Linked DNA regions of Homo sapiens: region 2 is linked to region 1. Evidence: read pairs that join two places in POLR2A ChIA-PET (ENCODE). Cell type or tissue: PC-9. All regions are shown on one strand. Links, peaks and the distances in the headings refer to the core of each region. The heading gives the core; the rest is flanking DNA.

The links. Peaks named below come from ENCODE experiments on the same cell type or tissue, not always from the same donor. Only the 100,000 strongest peaks of a DNase experiment are listed, where the experiment ranks them.
Region 2: POLR2A ChIA-PET joins it to region 1 with 6 read pairs; 2 of 35 experiments call an interaction of 5 or more read pairs at or near these places.

Annotation. Positions count from the first base shown.
Region 1 is chr14:54,733,298-54,741,844 of GRCh38, forward strand. It overlaps SAMD4A (sterile alpha motif domain containing 4A), which reads left to right. Exons shown (of 13, transcript NM_015589.6): 4 at 3,727-3,990. Among named protein-coding and RNA genes, the nearest start is that of SAMD4A-AS1, 50 kb to the left of the region's middle. In PC-9, for the core only: no CTCF peak of the experiment used is centred there; a DNase peak (open chromatin) is centred at 4,304; H3K27ac peaks cover 650 bases.
Region 2 is chr14:54,599,328-54,607,874 of GRCh38, forward strand. All of the region lies in intron 2 of SAMD4A (sterile alpha motif domain containing 4A), which reads left to right. It overlaps LOC112268133 (a long non-coding RNA gene), which reads left to right and starts at 4,720. Exons shown (of 2, transcript XR_002957606.2): 1 at 4,720-5,112. In PC-9, for the core only: no CTCF peak of the experiment used is centred there; a DNase peak (open chromatin) is centred at 4,314; H3K27ac peaks cover 2,220 bases.

The DNA of each region.
Region 1 (8,547 bases), core at 362-8,361:
GTCCTAATGATATATGCATGCGTGCATACTGGCATATATATGTGTATATACGGATCTAAAATTTTTATAGAGGTTTTTAAAAATACAAGCAATTTTGGATTCATACTGTATACAATTATTAAATGTTGGTTTCCATGTTTTAAGAGGAAAAAGGCACAATTTTGTTCCCCTGAGTAATTTTCAGTATGCTTTTCAATATAATGAATCCATCCTGAAATATGCTGTCCCTCTACCCACACTATTATGAAAGTCACAAATGCAGTATAAATTGAGGACCTCAGTTCTGCTGGACTTGCCAATTTCTAATCTAGGTTGAGATTTTTTTTTAAAGGTATACTTAATTTGGCAGCATTTGAATAGGACTTCTGGGTAGCTGAGGTCTGAATGAACCGTTAGCCATTGTCTGCTGCACATCAGTCTACAAGCAAGAACATCTAGAAGCCTCTGGCTAGAGACATGCTGGGGCAGCTAGCACCACACTGCTAAGCTTCTCAGAAGTCTGTATTTACTACTCTTCCTGCCTACTCATAGGAAAAAAAAAAAACTTCTGCCCGAATGTCCATATGACCCTCTGTTTGTCATCACTTCAAATGAGATCTCTTAGTTTAAAAAGGGGAGGGGCTGGGGATGAAACAACCACTGCTACTCTGCCACTGGCCCCCTCGTCAATTCCACAACTGCATGGCCTATTTTCTTGTAGCCTCTTTCTGCCCATGACAGTATTTCCTCTGTCACTTTATGCCAAACAAAGTGCTCCAGCACAAGAGGTAACACCAAAATCAGCTTTGTGGTCACCATTGCCTAAACCTGAAGATCTGTCTTCACCCCAAATTGGCACTGTCGCCAAGGCACCTGTCACCTGTTTTAATCTCCTTCCCACAAGAATACAAGCCTGTACTGCCTCCAGGCCTTGGTTCCTTTGGAGAACAGAGGCATTTACCTAGCACGACTTTTGATTGAGGTGTGGCATTCAGCCTGGCTCTAAACCCACGGCCCTGTCTGCAAATCAGAAGCTTGGTGTGAGGCACTGTGCTTGGTTGCCACAGCACGTTGGCTCCTACGGAGATATTCCTGAATTTGGTGGCAGCAGTGGGAACCAAGAAGTGTTCATTATGATATAGAGTGTATGAGCCCTTTATAGAAAGTCATCAGGAAAAGACCCTGGCACCTCAGGTATAATTGATGTTTCCTTAGAGGCAGAGGCCAAGTTCATGTCATATCCCTTATGACTTCAGTTAAGCTCAGAAAAGTATGAAGAAATGGGTGTGGGTTTCTATGTACAAATCCCTGTAAGTCCATTAAGTTAGGTAAACATTTAGCTCCAATCTCAATAGCCAGTGAAGTCCTTGGATAACTGACAGCTTCCCCAAGGATGCCTCTCAGTGGAGGAGATAGCATGGATTAAAAAATCAGATGGAAAGAAGCATATTGGCTCCATGAAATAATGGAATTCAAGTACAGTGTACGTATTGTATTGTTCTCAGCATCCATGTGAAGATGAGGACTATCCTAGCAGTAACCTCCCGTGGTTAGCGATTAGTTACCTATTCAGTTATGGCCTCTAACCAGCCCAGGTACTAAGAGTCCCACTGTCTCTGAGCTGTGTGTCCCTCTTTGACAAGCCCTGTTTCTGTGATTTCAGACTGACTCTAATCCTGGCTATACAGAGGAACCCCCACTTCCACTTGGGGTACACCTGGCAGGCACCAGTCAAAGCATCCACCAGATAGTCTGAAACGGTTGCAGAAGTACCAGAAAGCAAAGATGTCTAAGCTGGAATGTCCCAGCACTCAGGGCAGCCGTAAACAGTCTGCCCAATTTTATATAAATACTTAGACAGGCATGAAATGGATTTTCTGGATGTCTGGCTTTTCTTCCTATTGGCTTCTCTTTTCATTTTTGCTGCCGCTTCGTTTTTTTTTTTTTCTTTCTCTGCTTTCCCCCCACTTTTCCTCTTGCTAATTCTGGTCCAACCAGGTAGCAATGCATTTTCCAGGGAGCCTTTTTAAATAGTTTCTTCCCGAGTCTATTTAGTAGCAATGCAAGCCATTTAAGCCTGTTAGTGTCGATATTTTTTAAACAATGTTCCCTTTGCATATTTTTAATTTAGATGACATTTCCTTGCCTTTGATAGAATCTACCCAAATTGGAAATTTCTCAGGTTACTAATACTAAACTCGGTAGCTCTCTTTTGTCCTCCCTTTTCATTCATAAAGAAGTTTCTAGCCCTTCCGATTGTCCCCACTTCACATACAAGGCTGCCCTTCTGGCCACACAAGGCCAAATGGAAACACTGACCACAGAGGCCTGAGCTCCGTGGCTCTCAGGCTTGGTGACTGCCAGCTGCCTGGCAGCAGCTTACCCAGCCCACTACTGCCCCAGACACACTTTCTGGAAACATCCAGCCTTTTGACTCTGCTCTTTATCTTTTGAAGTAGGGAACACAGTAATCTGCCCAGGCCTTTATGTTGGGACTGCTCTACCAGAAATATGGTTTAACCAAAAGCAGGACCTCTCACCATTGAGATGCCTGGTCTGCTTACTGAAAAACACAGATTAACACCCACAAAGAAGTGCTCATCTAAATTTGGGAGAGCAAATGCCTCATGGATGGGGATACAGCCTGAGATGGAATTTAATGGCTTCCCTGAAAAATGTTTAAAAATGCATGTGGCTCAATTCCGTGTTAGTACAGCAGCAGTCAAAATAAACTGGACCTGTCAGGAACTGGTGCTGAGAGAATGTTATGAATAGACTTATTTTGTAAAGTTGTCACTTTACACACCAGAAAAACCAACCAAGGGTAACATCGGCTCCTTCAGTGTTGGTTTTTGTTAAATCCCTCCCTCGAATGACTTCAATTTAATTTGGCTAGTTATATGAGTTATGTTGCTTTTTCCTAGTTTTCTGGAAAAGAAATTAAAGATGGGGGCTGCGCAGATGTTGCCCACTGTGTAGAAGGGCTGAACATGCTGGTAAAAACCATTCATTCCCAGCTTCCTGAATGAAAGCCTTGTTACCTGGAAGTGTTTGCAATACAAAGTTTGGCATTAACCTGTGAGGCTAAGGGAAAGAATCGGCCCTAGAAGAAGCAGCCCTTTCACCGACAGGTAGCTGCAGTGCCCCATACCCTGAGGTCATGTTAGTACTGGGGCCCTTGCTGAGCCATACCACCCTGCAGAGGCCATAGTTCCCTGAATCCTGGTTGGAAAGATTAGTCCACCTTCTTCTGGTTCAGCCCTGCAAAGATCCCAAACAATGGCCAGCCCGGCTGCCCTTCAAGATGTCCTCCTGAACAACATGGGTAATGTCAGAATTTCTGTTTAAAAAACAACAGCAACAAACTTGTCCAGTACATGTTCTTTTTGCTTTTGGCAGATATGGCTGTCAAGCCTTGCCTGATTTACGGACCCCGTCCTATGAATCCTGATTTCTAGAGTTAGAACCAAAACCAGATCCAGACCCACAAAGGCTAAGGACCAATGTGTGGGCACTATAGGTTTGGCCTCCTTGGAGAAACCTAACCCACTGAGAGGGACAGACTGCATCCTTTTAAACCACCTGAAGAAAACGACCATGCCAGGCCTGTATTCAACCTGCTGTGACCATGGATGGAGTTGTAAGACAGTTAGTGGTATCTCTCAGGGTTAAGAGGTATTGTGGGTTCTTCGGTGTCCCAGGATAAAGGGGGGGGAATAACCTATTTCATTTTATTTTTTTTTCCAGTTCTCTCAGGCCAGGCACACCACAGCCCTTTGAAACGATCTGTGTCCCTTACCCCACCCATGAATGTGCCAAACCAGCCTCTAGGACATGGATGGATGTCTCATGAGGACTTACGAGCTAGAGGACCCCAGTGCCTCCCATCCGATCATGCCCCCCTGTCTCCACAAAGCAGTGTAGCCTCTTCAGGAAGTGGTGGGAGTGAACACTTAGAAGATCAGACCACTGCTCGTAACACATTCCAAGAAGAAGGTAGTGGGATGAAAGGTGAGTGACTAAATGAGAAACCACTGGGGAAAGAGCCCCTCCCTTTATTGGAGACCAGAGGGTAAAAAAAGAGAGGTAGTCAGCAAGAGAGAAGGAGCCCACCCCTTCCCCAGGCTTACGCATTTGATCTGTCCCTTCCAGAACTCCAGGTTGACCATGGCAGAAAGGGCTCAGATTCCCCTTCCAGTGCTTCTTGCCAAAATCTGGGAAATAGGAACCAGAGTAAGAGAGGTCAACCCACTCTCTCTCTCTCTCTTTTTTTTTTTTTTTTTTTGCATTGCAGTGACTTGTAGACCATTAAATGAGTCACAGCTAATGGTGATAGGATCTTCTGTTTGTAAAGCTACTGAGCTGCTCCAACCTTGTACCTCATTGCTGTGGCCAGGGACCTGTCAGTAATTCAGAAAAACAAACCACGGGATTTTTTTTTTTCCTTTATAAGTCTATGTTAATGCAGAATTGCAGTAGTGCTTCCTTTCTCTCTCCTCTTCTCTTTGATATCCAAAGAAACCTTTAAACCCTTTCCTCTGCATCTATTTAAGGGACATGAAAATACCACTGAGAATCTCTAACAGTGTTTTAATCCTGATAACAGATTTGCATACAGGTGATAAAGGCCTTTTGTGTAGCATAAATAAATTCCTCCATTGCCTTGTGAATCTACCCTCTTCTAAAAGATATTCATCAGGAGATAGATTTCCAAATTACTTATGATAGGTACAAAGAGGATACGTGCATGCTATATTTTTAGACTCCACTTGTACAAGGGCTGGGAAGCCCTTAGGCAAAGATGCACATTCAGAGACACACTAGTAACAATTTTAGATGGTGAAACAGTAACCACTCATGCTTTGGGGACTAGCATGCTGAAGGGAGGCTCTGAGAACATCCTGTTTGCTGGCATTAATAGTCCTGAGGTTTGCTGTTTCCGATCTTCCCCTTGTGAATGATCAGTGTTGACATAGGAAGCTCTGTACTGATTCCCCTCCCTTCACGGAAGCCTGGCACAGAAAGCATGCCCATGACTGCCCAACCACTGGTTATAAGGGAGCACCGGACTGAAAAAATGGAGCTTGTCAACTCTGGGAATGAGGCTGACAAGAAGCTGCTCCCCTGGCACATTCCTTGAATCTTCCTCCTGCTTAGGCCTGTGTCCTCTCCATCCCACCCCCATTTCATTGATGGTTCCAGGGCTGAGTGCCCAGAGTGAGGGGATGTGTCTTAATGCTGATACAAATGGGTCTTTAAAGGTATATAACAGGCAGCAAAAGCCATGTGTCACTTGGGTACGAAGGGGATGTATGTCCTCTTTCTACTTCAGAGTTTTCAGGGGACTGTATCACAATTTTGGAGCACTAGCAAAACCCACTTCTGACTTTATGCTACATGGTTATGTGTTTAAGCAGCTGAGCCCCAGGTGATGCGTAGCAGGTGAGGCTCAACCCTGCTGTAGGTAGACTGGCTTGGCATCTGTCAATCGGCATCAAAATAGCTGAAAGACCAAGGGAGGCTGAGACAGCCGTTGCTTTTAACTAGCTTCTTTCCAGGTGAAGTTCAGTGTCTGTTTCCAAGAAAGCCTGTGTTGCGGTTCTAGTTGGTAACTGTGGGGAGGAAGCATTGGCCTTTGTGTTTGAAGGGTAAGGAGGATCCTATAGAAGGGCCATTCACCAGGAGAAAGATCTTGTCCAAAGAAGAATGCTGATTCCACTGTCTGGTTTTTGGACACTTATTCTTCTTCCTTTTACTTTGTTTTCTTTCTTTCCTTTTCTTTTTTTTTTTTTTTTTTTGAGGCCCTTATGCACACTTTCAACATTCTCCCAAAGTAGGTCAAGGTATGCTCATTGAGTGCTGCCATTTTGAGGTGAGAAATAAAGATAACAGGTTTTTTAAGAGAAATGAGAGAAAAGTTGAATAAATGCCCTATCCCCATTTTGGGACAAAAGCCAAAATATTGCAAAGGTTAAGGAATATACCATATCTAAGCCTCTGTGATTCCTTTCATTAGAATTGGTGAGAACTGTCTCCTCAGAGCCTATTCAGTCAGAAAAAAATGGCACAGACAAGATCTCATATCCAGGATTTTCTTTATAGGCCCAAGGGGTGCAGCCAGAAAACAGGTTATTTGATGGCCTGCTGTATTTCCACCTTCTCTGACCTATTGAACTTCCCTTCTTCCAAGAACTTCCTTGGATTGGGATTCCAAGTATAAAGTCAATAGCAAGTTAAATGGCAAAAAAAAAAAAAAAAGTTTGAAGGAAGAAACATTATAGATGATGAAGGATTCTATTTGTGGGAAAAGTATATTTGCAGTTTAGCTGACAGGTCAGACAGAAAAAATGTCCACACCCAAAAACACTAGCATTCCGAAGTGTCACGGGCCAGTATTTGTTCAATAGAAATGTCCCTCCCCAGCCTTGCTGCAAGATGCCATTGCTGAGGACTCTTCCGCCACCAGATGTTATTCAAAACGACTTCCTATGAGTGCACCCAAGGAGCAGCCCTGCTCCTAACCCAAGGGTTTGTCATTTGATCTCCGTGTCTAAGAGCAGGTGCTGGTTTAAATTTTCAAAATAATTCACACTTTTAAAGAAATGAGATATGGCTGGGTGCGGTGGCTCACGCCTGTAATCCCAACACTTTGGAAGGCTGAGGCAGGCAGATTGCTTGAGGTCAGGAATTCGAGACCAGCCTGGCCAACATGGCAGAACCCTTTCTCCACTAAAAATACAAAAATTAGTCAGGTGTGGTGGCACGCAGCTGTAATCTCAGCTACTCTGGAGGCTGAAACTGGAGAATCACTTGAACCCAGGAGATAGAGGTTGCAGTGAGCCAAGATCGCGCCACTGCACTCCAGCCTGGGCAACAGAGTGAGTGAGACTCCATCTCAAATAAAAACATAAAAAATAAAAATAAATAAATGAGATATAAAACCAAGTGAGGTGCTTTGAAAAAGAGCTGACTCTTCCTCTTGGCTCTACAATCTTTCTTTTCTATGACCCAGGCCCTTTGGCAGGAGTGTCAGCTGTTTTAAAGTACTTGCTGGTCCACTTTGGGGTGCCATCATCTAATGCTATTATTCTAATCGTTAAACGTCCAGTTTAGAAGAACAATAAGAAAGCTTAGTAGAATTTGGAAGAGTTCTCAAATCCATATGGAATGTGTCTTGCTCTCATCGTGCACCTTGGGAAAAGAATGAAAAGTTACTATAGTTGAACTTTATTTAGTGTGAATTCCTCTTTATGGCCAACAGCTGTGAATATCTCTCTGAAACACTGTGGTAATCATCCATTCCTTCCTTTCATCTAGCTAGACTGGCCAGGTCTGGCTACACATCCTCCGTTAGGAGTGTGCCTCTTGGGTCAAGGGTATGGAATAAATCTCATGGTCCAGCATTCTTGCTCTTTGCGTTTTTCCCATGCATGGATCAAGCCCCCTTCTTGTCTTGGTGTTAGCGTTCCCTGCCAGGGACTGTCACTAAGTTCTCTCCCAAGCAGACCAGCTCCTACTCTCAAAGGATTAATGACATCTGCCCACAGTGCTTTGGTTTTCCTTCTTTAGTAAATGTCCATCCTTATGGTTTAAGTAGACTTCAAAGTACAGATTAAATGTCTCTTGAGGTAAAGATCTCACGCTAATATCTCAAGCTAAAGAAAAAATGAGATCCACAATTTAGCTTGAAACTAACCCAAGAGAAGTGGGAAACAACTGAAATAGGAACTTTCTTCCCTTTACCCTTCCCTGTGGAGGCTACTGGTTATACATGTTTGGACTAAGGAGGCTGGTTTGGTTTCTACATCCAGTTGTGTTTGTTCATTTCAAAAACTTCACTGTGACTTATCTCAGAGGAAAGATTCTCAATTGTGAGTTGGTACTCAACAGTAATACCATTCTTTCCCTGGGCAACTCATGAGTGGAATGTGCTCTGTTGCCTCTTGTCTCATACAAGACTTTCAGGTGGCCAAGAAAAAGAGAGAGAGAAAAGACGTTCTCTTAATTTCCTGGAGAGAAAGTATAGAAGTCATTTGGCAGAAGATGCACATTTCCCACTTACATTAGCACCATGTTCTCAAAGATGGTACATAAACCCAACACGCTAAGACTTAACAAAATGCCACAGCTATGATGAATGATGTGGCTGCATTATATGGGAGGAAAGAGCAGGGGAAAAGACTCATTCACAGGTTACTTTTGTCCTCATTCAAGTCAGTTGACTTTTTTGAGCACCTGCTGAGAGAAACTTTGGACTAACTAGTTTCTGGGCAGACAGGGCTGAGAGCTACTGTTCCTGCCTGAAGCGAATCACTATCAGATGAGCAAAAAACAGGCACTTAATGCAAGTGCCCTGCTATGAAAATATGCTGTCTTAAAGACTTGCCCTGGGTCAGGGCAGGCACCATGAATGACCCTCATTCAAAGTGGAGATAAGTCAAGGAAAGTTCCTAGAGGAGGAGAGGCCTAGAGCTGAGTCTCAGAGCATGACTACAGGTCAGCCAAATAGTAAGTGAAGGAAGGGCATTCTATGTAGAGGGAACAGCATTCACGAAATCACAATGACAA
Region 2 (8,547 bases), core at 379-8,378, 130 kb before region 1:
CCTCTTAGGCGTTGACAGAAACTGACAACTTTTTATCTGTGGGTGCGATCCATTATAAGTAACCTGAGCACCTTATTTTTTCTTTTTAAACTCTAGGTAGGATACCCGAGGTCCACAAATTTTTCATAAGAAATATTTTTTCTCTGCCCTATGAGATTTTAAAAAATATTATACTGCTTCAATTGCATCAAAAGAAATGGACCCTAATATCTATGATGAAGGATTTGGAGTTAGAAGACCTGAGTTTCAATTTTGGCATGGCTGTTTGTCTAGCTCTGTGATCTTGGACAGGTCAATTGACTTGTCTTAATCTTCTCATCCATTTAGTGGAGACAGCACCACTATTCACAGGACTATTGTCAGAATTACGAGACAATAGCATAGGTGAAAATATAAAGTACTTTGTAAACTAAAATGTTACACGGATAAGCTGATATCATTGGTAGCAAGAGCAACACTATTCCGAAGTTTTTGTGGTGTAGTTCCCTCTGATTATTCTTCATATTACAGGTCAATCAATTGGGTAGACATCCTCTTAAACCTCTGTTCCTCTTTTCTTCTTAAAACACTGAGATCTCTTCATCTGAAATAAAAATTTCGAGAGAGTTTATAGATTTGTAGTCTTGGATCCTGGAGAGAAGAGACATGTATTCCTGTATACACCCAGATCATTAATCCTACTTTTAATTCTACTCCAAACCTTGTACCACATCATTTCCTACTGCCAGGCTGGAGTGAGTAATGACAACCTTTTGGCAGATCAAATTTCAGTTTTAGAATTCAGGAAGCAAAGCTGTGTCCTGGCCTTTCTTTCTTCTTTTTAAATTATAGCTAAATGTCCTTTTCTGTTTGGGGGCAAGTTACATGCCTGGTTCTGCCAGAGCAAACGAAAACCAGGCACCTTCTCCTGAGCATGTCACTGTCATAAACCCAGGCAGTCTGGTGAGGCAGCTGCTTAAGAAATAATATTCCACCATTAACTGCCCCACCCCTGAAATTAGCATCTTTGGAAGGCATTATCCAAGGTTTTGTTGTTGTTACTGTTTTTGTTTTTCTATTTATTCCTAAAACAAATCTTCATTAAGTTCATCCAGTGCTTCCATTGACCCAGCTGCTTGGAATTCAGTGAACTGTCAACAGAATATAATTTCTTTCAGAATTTGTTATTCTACTGGAACTACACTGCAGTGTCTTTGTGATTGAGTTAGCCACCAGATAACCTTTGCCCTCAATTTTCTAGACTAAAATTGTTTTCTTTGTTGTCCAGAACTTTGAGTTGCCATCTCCCAAGTAACTGTTTAGGATGGAAAACATATTGAGAGCTTGCTATTGAAAAATAATATGAGTCTTGTTGGTAGGATCCATTGTTGAAGGTGAAAGCCCCTTTACTAGGAGGCTGGATCCTTTGATTTTCTGACAGAACATTGGCCAACAGTACTGACACAGTACATTGAAATGTTCACCAACAACCTTAATCCTTTCTTGGGGAAGATAATCTGCAGGGCGGGTTAGTCATGAATTACTCCAGGTTCTCCAAGAGCTAGCATTTTATCGTATTAGCACCAGCAAACAGCATGCTTAGACTACATCAGCTCAGCTATGCATAGCTATGCCTTTAGTGAGCTGCATTTCAGTATCTGGGTTTTGGCTTCTACCAACAATTAGAGGGAGAAATGGCCATCTGGCTTCAGCTGAAATTGCCATTCCTTGTTTCTTAGAGTATTTCATGGAGGGGACTATGCCATAAATTCCTCTTCGAGCTCAGCAGTAGAAAATGGATGGTCCCTCCTGACGAATCCATCTGCTTCCACATTTCAATTTCATTTATGAAATTGAGAATTCATAACCTATCCTGTTTCCTTTTTAGCTTTGGTTTCCTAAAGCTTGAAGCCAAAATTAGTGCTTCATTACAATAACTCTCATCTCTGTTTCCTGGTAGTTGCCTCCCCTTTCTTCCATGTGGATTAGCTCTTTTTTTCTTTATTTCAACTATCCTGCTCTTGTGATTATTTTGAGCCATTTTAAATCCATTATGGAAGTAGGTAGAGTCCAGATTATAAATAAAATGGTATCACTTATATTATTGTCACAGTCACATTATTGGTTCATCTTTGGTGTTAGTCTCCTGCTTCCTTCTGAACTTCTCCTTTGTCCTTTTTGATTCATTCATATTGGGTGGGGATGAAAAACAAGAATGAGTCTCAACAGAAACCCAGCGACATTTTAAAGCCTAAAGTTTTGATGCCTATTGTACAAATATTTTTATCTTCATGTAAATCAAAGGGCCATCACCTGGCTTAGGAATGGCAGGATTAGAGTAATTAGTGGAATTTGTTGCGGTTAAACAGTGGACTCCATAGCCAGGGCCTCCCGTGGAGGCTCCAATGTTGGAATTTATAAAGTGTGTTTTATTTGAATCTTGTGTCTGTGTGTAAAGAATTGCTGTTTTAGGCAGAAACCAAGGCTGATGACTTGGAGAGAATACTCTAACCCCTCAGACACTCTTACATCACTATCCTAAGAACTAATAATGGGTATTAGAGTTGTAAAACTACAGTCTGGCTAGACTGACTTAAAGACTTTGGGGTGAGTTGATGGTGCTAAGTCCTTAGAGAAAGAAGAAAACTCCGAAGGCATCTGGCAACCATGTTGGAGAGAAAATTGAGGGAAGCAATGTAGAAACAAAGGAGAAAGCAGGACAGAAACAGCAGGGTCCTGGGATCCGCCTGGTACCAGAGACTTCTTTTTTTCTCTCACTTGGGCTAGACCCAGAGACAGGCTTCTGGTTTAGAAGAGGAATGTGGGACTGGCTGGCCATGGATTAGATAACTGTGGAATCAATGCCCTTTTACTTGGGACATCTTTCCAAGTCTGGATTATTTCCTTAGGATTAACTGGGAAATCACTGTACAAAGAAGAAGCATATCAATAGACTGCTTCCTTATTTTCAACCCAGAATAATGCATTTTTCCATTGCTAGAGGACTGCTTTAAAATACACACACACACACACACACACACACACACACACACACACACACACACACACGAAACACCAGGATAGCACAGACAGTGGCTTTCAGGGATGAAGATACTTCCTTTCCTGTCTGTTCTAGTCTCTTCTGGTTGCGTGGAACAGAAACTAGTACAAGCTAGCTTAAGGAGATGAAGCTTTATTGCAAGAATATAAAATGTTCTTGTGGGAATGACATGAGTAGCCCCATGGACAGAAACCTTCTCAGCCCTGTTGGGGCTAGAATTGGGAAGCTTTGGAGACTTAAGACATTCACCTTCGGGACATCACACACCGGGGCCTGTTGTGGGGTGGGGGGAGTGGGGAGGGATAGCATTAGGAGATATACCTAATGTAAATGATGAGTTAATGGGTGCAGCACACCAACACGGCACATGTATACATATGTAACAAACCTGCACGTTGTGCACATGTACCCTAGAACTTAAAGTATAATTAAAAAAAAAAAAGACATTCGCCTTCTTACATTCTCTCTCAGTTCATGCCTGTCAGGCTAAATGTCTGGATCCTTGTTACTTCAAGTGCACACTGGGGACCAGTATCAAGGACATCACCTGAGATCTTCTTGGAAATGCAGCTTCTCAGGTCACACTGCAGACCTACTGAATCCCAGCCTACCTTTTAACAGAACCCCCTGGTGATTTGTTTGCACATTAGAGTTTGAGGAACACTGGTGTAGGTTTCTGGTTACTCATAGAGTTGTTCCCCTTACTCAGGTGCCCACCCCAGTGGTGGATGGGGGAGCGAGGCGGACCATGTGACTTGGCATGAACACACTGGGGCCACAAGATGCACATCTGATACATAATCTAAGACTGTTGGGTTTTCCTTTAGCTCATAGCATTTCCATCAAGGGTATTGGTAGTCTCCAGTTGCTGAGACAAAGTGAATAGAGAATCTCATGATTTATTTAAAAACAAAACTATTTTAATATGTCCCCATTTTATTTATATCTTACTTTTTATTAGCCCAAAGATAATTAAACCCGAAAATACTGTAGACTCTGTATAATTTAGGCAGTTTTATGAATATGGATTTTAACTCTGACCTAAATGAGCTGTCTAGTGACTCAACAATAGCTACCTCTTGCTTCAAGATAGTAGGAACTGATCAGCTTATAAAGCTGATGCTGCCCAGTTCTGTTCTGAGTCCAGTGTGCATAGCTCTGGCTCCCACCATGCCCGTTAGCCTGTGAAATTGATTTTTTTAAATGGTTGTACAGGCATTTGGCCTATAGCCAAAGAAATGATTGAGCAAGTGAGTCCTGTTTCTGTATTGCTCTATGAATAAGTAGTTAGACCATTCAAGACTGCTGTACATGAGTCATTCATTCCCAGGGACACTTATAGTTCTTTTACATTTGGTGCATTCAGCATCCTAGAAGGCCTTTTCTTTAAAAAAAAAAAAAAGAACTTTTGTATTTCCATTATTTTATTTGTTTGTTTGTTTGTTTATTTGTTTATTTGTTTATTTATTTATTTTGAGATGGAGTCCTCGCTCTGTCTCCAGGCTGGAGTGCAGTGGCACGATCTTGGCTGACTGCAACCTCTGCCTCCCGGGTTCAAGCGATTTTCCTGCCTCAGCCTCCCGAGTAGCTGGGACTACAGGTGTGTGCCACCATGCCCGGCTAATTTTTGTATTTTTAGTAGAGACGGGGTTTCTCCACGTTGGCCAGGATGGTCTTGAGCTCTTGACCTCATGATCCACCCACCTCGGCCTCCCAAAGTGCTGGGATTACAGGCGTGAGCCACCATGCTTGGCCCCATTATTTTATTGTATCCTTAATTCCCTTAGCTCACCCTTGCTGAGCATAGTTGTCTGTGGTAGAATTAGCCATTGGCTCCTTGCTTGCTCTTCCAGTTTGTGGTGTTTCAAGGTGCTGGAATCCACCACCAAGAATGGTGGCTTCCCACAATGCCTTTTAACAAGAATGTGTCTCTTCAATGCACGTTGTAACTTTCTCTTTGAATTTATTGAAGAACCACAAATTAAGTCTGTGTCTTTATTGAAGCAATTCAGGTGATGGGAAGAGGCTCTTGAATCAAGAAAGAAAGGAAGAACCAGGAGTGGTGATATTAGGTAAGGGGAGATTTAGGATCACTCTTCCGCAATACAAAATGAACTTCCTGTGCTAAGAAAACTTACAGCCCTGAATAAGGAGTTGATGGCATGTCTATGCAACGTACAATTTTATTCCTGGGACGTCGTTGGAAAACCATTATATTAGATGATCTTCAATCTTTTGTAGTTCTGAAAATTTATGAACGCTTATACATGTTGCTTATAAATCCTAAATGAAAAAAGGGCTCCCTGTCTTAAATTTATGTTCTATCTAATATGCACTTTTAAAGTTTGAGTTTTTATTGCACTTCTGATCTTTTTAAAATTATAAAACCTATCATACATACAAAAGAGTATATAACACTTATTAATATGTATAGTTAAAGATTAATAAGATGAATGCCCCTGTGCCTACCACCCAGCCTAAAAAACAGAACATTACCAGTGTCTTTGAAGCTGTCTCTGTTAATGTGCATTTCTAGACTGCTTTAACTTATTGGATTTGTGCATTGCAGTGTTTTATTTGTGAGCAGTTATATCAGTGAATACCAAGTGAGAGTGGCTCAGCCATTTTTACCTTATGCTCAAACTCCTTTCAGATTTCCAATCTGTCTGATATTGGATTTAAGAACAGTTAAATCTTACTGCTTGGAAACTGATCTTTAACAAGCTAGTTTTCCTGCTTTAAAATAATAGTGTTGTTCGTGATGTTAATTTCCCTGTTTCACTTGACAATTACAGCGGGGGTAGCTTCCCTGAGCACAGGATGAGGATCAGTCAGCTTGAGTATCTGGTACAGAAGGCAAGCTCCCTGTGCACCAAAAATCTACTCAGGCCCTGGAGAAAGCAAAAAAAAAACCCAGCAGAGCATAATTAATGGAAACTATCTTTAAGTCATCAACATTAAATGTGATTGAGGTAGCAGTATTTCCTGGGTGCATGATTGGGGCATTGAAGTACTACACTTTGATTTCTGATGTGAATTATTTGTTGCCATCTGAAGTTCCAAAGAGCCAAGATTGGATGTACATATTTTTAAAAATATGTGCTTTGGTGAAAAGCAAAGTTTTGGAAGGGTAGAAAACTTTCAGTAGCCACCAAATTGTGTTATTTTAAAATGAGCAGGGAAACCTCACAGGGATGAGAATACCTAAACTGACAATTCTCAGGAGGCCCTGTCAAAATGCCCATCCTGCTAAAGGTTTGAGTTCATGGCCAAAGGCATTGTTTTTTTATAAATATAATTTTAATGGCTATAATAATTTCTGTATTGCTCCATTGTTTGGTATGTAACTATTGTAATTAATGTTGTCATAAACATATTTGTGTGTAAAACTGTATTTTCTTAAAACATTGGGGCATTAAACATGCCTATATATATATATATGTATATATATAAACATGCCCATATATATGTATGACTTAAAAAATTATTTTACGGAATGATCACTTTCCATTACAGACATTTTGAGGAACTCATATATTTACAACATGCTTGCTAAATAGTCAACATTTATCCTTATTCCTCTGACTGCCCTGGTAGAGACAGACTGGAGCCTAACTTAGAATAAAACAATAATCAACCTATTTCAACAGGTGTTTATTAGGTGCCCATTTTTACCTTCAGGTTGTTCTAAGTACTAGGAAAGTGAGGAAGTTGCAAAAAGAAGCTTAATGTGCAGCCCCGCCTTTTAGAAAATATGAAGCATGTCATTTCTGTTACAAGGAAAAGAGCTCATTCCTCTATGTCTTACTTCTGGGCTGTGTGTGTGTGTGTGTGTGTGTGTGTGTGCGTGCACGTGCACGTGCACGTGTGCGCTCATTTCTGCAATGCTACTTCCTTGCCATGGGCCTGCCTCATCTGGTTTCCAATAAGAAGAGTTCCAGATTGGGGAGCACCCTGCCATCCTGATTGGCCATCACAGATTCGTATGGCATTGATGTTTACAAGCTGTTTGCAAAGTGTTGCTTGGTGCTGCCTAATCTGTGGCATGTGCCTGCTTCCGACACGTCCTTTGTGGGAGGCAGAGCTGAGATTGGGTGGCGGGGGGAGGAGTTTGCCCCTGCACTGTCAGGCTGCACTTGAGGCTGCAGGCCACTTGTCTGAGGCAGGCACAGTAACCTCGGGAAGATGAAGGGCACAGGGGCCCTGTTTGGTCTCCATGTTCTAGAAATCATCACCAGGTCTCACCATGTTCATTCAGCACCTTTCTTTGGGGTTTTCTAGGAAATAACTCTATATACTGTCCATTTCAAAGATTTAGTTTTCAAAGTCCAATGAGATTTAGTGACTCAGAGAATTCTTAATTTAGCAAGCTACATGGTATGTGGCAGTTAAAAGTATTTTATACCCCCCTCCTTTAGTTTGGTGGCTGAAAAGAATCTACAGATTGCCTGTCTTATTCACTGTGGAAATTTTGTGGTCAACACATATTCACTTATTTGCCAACATGGTCTTCAGTGCTCCCTTTGGAGGGAAGATCTTCACTGGGCTGTGTCCTGGCTCTTGGTTGGTGAGGAGGTGGAGTTTGGAGAGCAGGGTGCAGCCTGCCAGTGGAGATTCTCAGGGAGTGGACTCACCAGAGCTGGGATTACCACTGGACTCGGAACATGAGGCCTTGGCCGAACGTGGCATAAAGGAGAGACAGGAGTTCAGTGCTTTCAAGGTTATCAGGTTGGAAAGCAGTGGCAGGGAGGGAAATAGGGAATACAGCTGAGGTCAGAGAATGGAGCAGAAGAGCATGGGCTGTGTCATTCCCATGGAGGGAGGGCGTTCCTGATGCGTTGCTGGGGAGAGATGGGAACGTAGCCCTCTGAGGAATGAAGTTCCTCATGTGAGATCGTGGCAGGTAGATTTGGTTTTCATTTTAAAATGGGAATTAAGGCTGTGAGGAGACAGGAATGTATTGGAAAATGCCTCTAGTCAGGAGATAGTAAGAAGTATACAGGATGGAAAGGGAGTCAAAAATTAGGAAAAGTGGCACTTTGAGAGGCTGAAGAAGGTGGATCACTTGAGGTCAGGAGTTCAAGGTCTCATTTTTTTTTTTTTTTTTAGACGGAGTCTTGCTCTGTCGCCCAGGCTGGAGTGCAGTGGCACGATCTCTGCTCACTGCAAGCTCCGCCTCCTGGGTTCATGCCATTCTCCTGCCTCAGCCTCCTGAGTAGTTGGGACTACAGGCGCCCGCCACCATGCCCGGCTAATTTTTCTATTTTTAGTAGAGACAGGGTTTCACCGTGTTAGCCAGGATGGTCTCGATCTCCTGACCTTGTGATCCGCCCGCCTCGGCCTCCCAAAGTGCTGGGATTACAGGCGTGAGCCACCGCGCCCGGCCTCAAGGTCTTATTTTAATGGCTATAATAATTTCTGTATTGCTTCATTGTTTGGTATTTGACTATTATATATGGGCAACATGGTGAAACCCCATCTCTACTAAAAATAGAAAAATTAGCCAG